Regions from separate parts of the Mus musculus genome. Here region 1 is linked to region 2. The links are chromatin contacts, found by Hi-C or POLR2A ChIA-PET in ENCODE. All regions are on one chromosome and are shown on one strand. Each heading gives the region's core, a stretch centred on a gene start or an enhancer-like site at or near the end of the contact. The rest is flanking DNA. Distances are from core to core; before and after follow the strand shown.

The links. A loop is a pair of places that touch in the nucleus more often than their neighbours do. ChIA-PET counts read pairs that join two places held with the same protein, here RNA polymerase II (POLR2A).
Region 1: a loop to region 2 is called in a map of T-helper 17 cell, with 7 times the contacts of the local background. The contact joins the promoter of Eny2 here to the promoter of Emc2 in region 2. A Hi-C loop is called at or near these places in 3 of 37 maps with a recorded cell type or tissue (T-helper 17 cell, regulatory T cell and v-Abl transformed pro-B cells). POLR2A ChIA-PET finds 5 or more read pairs at or near these places in 1 of 5 experiments (embryonic stem cell).

Annotation. Positions count from the first base shown.
Region 1 is chr15:44,426,742-44,429,770 of GRCm38, forward strand. It overlaps Eny2 (ENY2 transcription and export complex 2 subunit), which reads left to right and starts at 1,370. Exons shown (of 5, transcript NM_175009.3): 1 at 1,370-1,501; 2 at 2,819-2,895. The coding sequence starts at 1,496. Nudcd1 (NudC domain containing 1) reads right to left here and starts at 1,566. Exons shown (of 10, transcript NM_001113554.1): 1 at 921-1,566. The coding sequence starts at 1,035.
Region 2 is chr15:43,475,716-43,478,567 of GRCm38, forward strand. Emc2 (ER membrane protein complex subunit 2) reads left to right here and starts at 1,514. Exons shown (of 11, transcript NM_025736.2): 1 at 1,514-1,610. The coding sequence starts at 1,571. It overlaps Gm10373 (predicted gene 10373), which reads right to left and starts at 1,321. Exons shown (of 3, transcript NR_046064.1): 1 at 1,253-1,321.

The sequences.
Region 1 (3,029 bases), core at 120-2,619, 950 kb after region 2:
CCCACAACAATTACTTTTACACTTAAGAAACTTTAAAAACAAACAAACAAACAAACAAACAAAAAACCCAAGCATTTGTTGGTCTACTTGTTTATGTCTTTAATCCCAGCACAGAGGCAGCTGGTTATCTGTGAGTTCTGGGCCAGCCTGGGCTACAAAGCAAGTGCCAGGACAGTCAAGAATAGACTCCCTACAATCTAGATACAATCTAGAGAAAAGATACATAGATACATACATAAGTAACGCTTGATACTCAAACGTCGACTAACACCTCTAGATCACTATTTCTCAAAGTACAACCTATGGAAAACTTGTATCAAAATAAGAATCTGCAGAGACATGTATTTAAAAACACAAATCCCTGGACACTTTCCCTAACAAAACTACAATTCCTATGGTTGTAAAAAGGAGAATAGCCTCTAGGAAGTTACAGATAAATAAGTAGTAGCAGCAAGCAACAGTAAGCGCACTAAATCACTTGCCCTCAATAAATTGTAGCATGATCCAGGACCCGAGTATTTGAAACTGCTAACTGAATGTGGAAATTTTTCTCTCCCAAGAAATGATTCTGCGTCAGAAGGAAAAAGGGAGTTGGGGACTTTCCAAGGAGGTGTGGCTTCTCAGCGAACACGTTTACTAAAGGTAAGGTTTGGGAAGGAAGGACAACTTGAACCTTCAGAGCAGGAGCCAGAGATGTATGGGCGGAGAACATCCGAGCCTGAGCTGCGGACGCCTAGGCCAGCCCACAGTGCCGCGGCTAAGGCGCGGAAGGAAAGGGGGCATCCTCGGGTCCCCGCGTGGACGGCCGCTCTAGGTGCAGACCGGCAGGAGGTGGCTGGCTAGCCGGAGTGACAGAGGGTTGCGCCAATGGCAGCCTCAACAAGAAGGAACCGGGTGCGAGAGGGTGCCGCCGATCCCACCTGCATCAAGCTCCAGCTGGTAGCAGGGCAGCGGTTCGAGAGACAGCTTGTAGCCCTCGAAGCGGGGATCCAGCAGAGGTCTTTTCACCCGCAGAGAGCAATTGGCCGCCTCCATCGCGTTCCCCCGATCCCAGCAAGAGAATCAATAAAGCTCTTGTTGAAAGGTCCGCGCTTCACTCCTGGAACTGAGGCTGGGAAACGGCGTGGTTCCCATCCCAGACGACTCTGCGGCGCCACGTCTCTTCTGGGAAGTGTAGTGTCCATGAGAAATTTGGTTCTGTTGCAATGCTGGGAAATGTAGTTTTTTGATCCCTGAACCCACGTCAGCTAACAGACTCTGGACTTCCTTACCCAGAGGGCCGAGCGACCAGAAGGCGGCCCGCGCTAGTTGAATTCTCACATTATAGGCAGGGTGGCCAGATCCCGCCCCGGAAATGCGTGGTCTAGCTTTCTGTGTGCTTAGGTGCCCGAGCTACTGAGGGTCTAAGTCCGGGCAGCCGAAGAGTGTGGTAGGTAACGGTCGTCAGCGCAAGGGTCATTTCGTCGCTGGGAAGGGACGGCCCTCGCCCGCGGTGATGGTGGTGAGCTATGCCCGTGGTCCTCAGGGCCGGGACCCGGGCCCAGCCCAGGCTCCTTTCGATGTGCTGTCTTTCGTTAGCTTCCCCGACCCGCGCTCGCTCGCTCGCTCGCTCGCGGGCCTGTAGGGCTCTCCGACAGGGCGTGCTGCTGGAGTTGGCCGGGAGCCAGTCCCCGCTTTGTTTTCTGGCTCCTCCCCTCCCGCCTCTCCAGCTGTCTGCGCCGTGTTGCATTTTCCTAAAGAATGTCAGAACCGGGAGGGAGTCCCTAGCGCCCTGGTTTTACCAGTGAGAAAACTGAGGCCTTTAGGCATTAAGTGACTTGCCCAAGGTCACTATCCGTGATTTTAGGGGCCAAGACGAGACGAAGTTTTGCTGTTCTTGCTATGACACTGTCTAAACTTTTGCAGTTAATTTGGAAATGTTAAGCCCCAACTACAGAAGTAAAGCGTTGCCTAGTTATTAACCCTCTGTTCACCTGCTTCTTGCGCAGCCCAACTCTGAAAATTCTTTGTAGTCTGAATTTCCATACAGACAAGACGGAGAATTACAAAAGAAGATTCACACTAAGTAGGAAAACATTAACTTAAACCTGACTTTTAAATGGCAAAAATGCGCTCAAAAGTTAACCTTGCTTTTTTTTTTTTTCCCCTACACCTATTTTGGCATTGGTTGTCTGTTTTTTATTGAAAATGAAGAATTTCTCAAAGACTAGTTTGAAATTCGTTTTCTTACTTACCCTTCAGAAATAAGGATATGAAATCCAAAGCTAGGGTAGCAGTTGTAATTCTCCGTGAAGTTTATTGGGTAAAGCAAGCACATAGTCTTATTTCATTTTTCATAGTCGTATCTTTTATTAGTGTGCATGCTATGGCTTACCCAGAAATTGAATGCAGTTAAGATGCAGAAATGAACGCCAGTCAGATATTAGTGTACAATTAAATAAGGTGGGACTCCAAGTACCTGACTTCACATTCTGTCTCTGTGCCTCAGTGTTCTCATCTGTAAAATGGAATTGTGTCATTAGAGCAAATTTGGGGGTTAAATATTCTCAGTTTTAGGTACATAAGTGCTTAATGGTATTATAATAGTAGTTATTCCCTTTTTAAAAAGACAAAGAAAATAAACAATAAAGAGCTTATGAGGGAAGGGAATTGGGATACAGGAAATAGTACTAAGAATAATAATACCATGTAAGGTACTTAAAATTATCATCCTTTCCTTATTATAATGTTCAATGTATTAGGATGATTGTCTAGAGAGGTCTTAGAAGGAAACACTTTTCTAAATATTATGTATCTCAAAATGCATGTTGATGTCCAGGTTAGCAAGATGAACAAAGATGCGCAGATGAGAGCAGCGATTAACCAAAAGTTAATAGAAACTGGAGAAAGAGAACGGTGAGTAATAAATTGTATCAATAAAGTAGGTTTTACCATCTTTAATAATTATATTGGAGGAATTTCAAGTGTCAAGGGCCAAAACATACCTGGAAAGAATTACAGAAAAGTAAAGCTTATCAGAGTTTCTATTC
Region 2 (2,852 bases), core at 264-2,763:
ATTCTGTATATGAACTTCTATGTTAATCATTTTTGCTGGAGGCCATTTGAATGAGGTTGGTAATTTTTGGCGGTATCAAGTTGTCTTAAATTTTCATGCTTCTTAGGTTTATCTCCTGGGATATGACTATTAGGGGGTCAAATTGTTGCTTAAGACTGGAGGTCAGCTGTGGTGCAGTGCTATGTTAGATTGGTGTTCCAGGTACCAGGCTCTATCTTTTGACTGCTGCTGAGGGTTGAGTTTGAATATTTCCTGTTTGCAACTATTCAGTAACTAACCCATTTTTCATAACAGTAGATAATAACTGAATACAAAATGAGTATAAAATGGATGCTTTTTAAATATTAGTTCTTGAAGTGGTGAGTCAATGGCACTGTGTATACTGATAGTATGGGTGGAAGGGAGGCAAAAGGGTCACAACTGCAGTGTGACTAGCAATAAGTATTGGGCTGTTATACTGGAAGTAGAGGAGATTGGCCCACATAGGATTTTAAATAATTGAGTAAAAGCAAAAATGGGGGGGGGCGTGTGGGACATTTGGTTAATGATAGACTAAAATGAAGAGGTAAGTTTAAAGTAGGTCTGCATTTGAGCTTTCAGAAATGGAAAAGTAAGAGGAATGGGTATAAGAAAAGAGAAAGAGGAAAAGGAGAGATAGAGGTAGACATAGAGATAGATAGATATAGATAAATAGAGAAGGATGGAGGAAAAGCAAAAAAGAGAAAGAAACAGTATGGGATAATATTTACACTGCTCCGTTTTATCAGAGCATTGGTATGAATTTGACTGAAGCATTTAATATTGTTTTGAATGAAATATTTTTTTAAGTCTGCTTAGTCTGAGGAGAAACTTTTTTGTTTATATGGAGATTTTAGTCAACAATAGTATCACATCATATATTTGATATTTTGGTAAAAGCTATTACCTTCCAACATGGTAACTATTAGAAGAGATAGATAAGTTAATTAATTGTAGTAATAATCTCAAATCATTACCCTATACACCATATATATATATATATATGTATATATATATATATATACATATATATATACATATATATATATATATTCTTTTGTCAATGATACTTCATTAAGGCTGAGGTATCATTGAGGACTGTGAAAGAATTGAATGAGTCTAGCTAAAGGAAAATAAAAAAACCTGGAGCGGCAGACACTAAAGACATTACATTTGATAAAATCGCAGGAAAAGTAGATAGTTATCTAAAGTTGCAGTAAAAGTAGAAAGTTACCTCAGCCCAAGTACCTCAGCCTCAGCTGTCTGTCACAGACTCCTTCCTCAGCAGCTCCCTCAGCTCCCCGCTGGCCCCGCCCCGCCTCGCCCCGCCCTCCGGCCCCGCCTCTCCGGCTTCTTCCCACTAGTCTGGCCACTCAGACCTCTCTGGCTCCGCCCTCTCTCCTCTTGAGTGGTTTACAAATGAGAGGAAGATTCCGCCCACTCCCCGCTATCGACCAATAAAAACTGGCTTCGTCATTTGCCACTTCCCGGTCGCGGGTGAAGTGCTGCGTCTCCCCGCCCTCTCTCCTCGCCGACTCCGGGTTCTAGGAAGATGGCGAAGGTCACTGAGCGTTACGATGTGACTTGGGAAGGTAATTTTGGGCGGGGAGGGTGCAGGAAGACCCAAAGCCCTGGGAAATGGTTTAGAATTACCCAGAATCCCCGGAGAGATTCGTACCCGGTTGTGTCCTCCGTCGGGCAGCTCTCCCTGAACTGCCCGAACCGAGTGGACACTGGGGCTGGTTCCTTCCTGGGCCCGGCCACAATCTGCGGCGTACCAGTGTCGCGATTGCTGGCCCGTACACCGATCCACCTGCCTCTCTGCGCACCGGTTTTGTCATCTACTGTTTAGGAGGCAGGAGGGACGCGGAGCTGCGGCTGTCACACAGCATGTGGTTTCTGGGAGGCGAGGAGGCGGGATCAATGTGTTGAAGCGAAGAGATAGTCCAATGGGATCTGTTTCTTCAACATGCACTTTCCATGGGTTTAGAAAGTCTCCCCTTTTAACTTCCTTGGCCAGTCCTATTTAAAGCACACACAATGTAGCTTCCTACTTACTTTCTGCCAACTAATTCATTTTCTGAAGGAGATTGTAACTGGTTAAATTGGAGGTATGTGTTCACATGTGATAGTCTTATCCTGTCTGATTGACCAAGAGTGGAGAATCTTTAAATAAAATATTTAAATCTTGGATCAGTTCTGTATGAGCTGTTATCTCTTTCAAAAAACGTTGGTGGGAGTCATGCTTAAGAAAATAAATGGGTGTTTTTAAAAGCATGAGATTTCTGTCCATATTCCCAGCAGTTGGCACAGTACAGTGTACTTCAGTAGCTAGTTTGCCCATTGAATACTTTTGTGGGATCTTTAACATGTAGAGTGAAATTTACATGAATTGTTTGAATGCAAATAAATCTCAAATAGTATAAGAAGGAAAAGATTTTATATTGAATAAAAAATGTAAGTCCTAGTTCTTTATGTCATATAAGACAAATGTTCAAAGAGTTTACAGTTTAATGGAACAACAGACCTGTCAATTCATTTTTAAAAGGTTCATGTCAACACATACCCTTCCACTGTAAAGTAGATAGGTTAGTAGGTGTTCCTTTCAATGCTTTTAAACATGTTATAAATACCTTAAGATTGTTGAAAAGTGATATTTTTAAGGTATGTGAAGGATAGCTTTTAAAATCTGTTAATGTGTACAAATCAAGGACAAAGATTATGTTACTGTTGGCAAGCAAAATGATTCTGCGTAGCTTCATGCTGTCCTGTGGGCATTCTAAGGTATAGCGATATAACTAGATTTGGAATAGTGACTGCTGTGTAATTTGTTG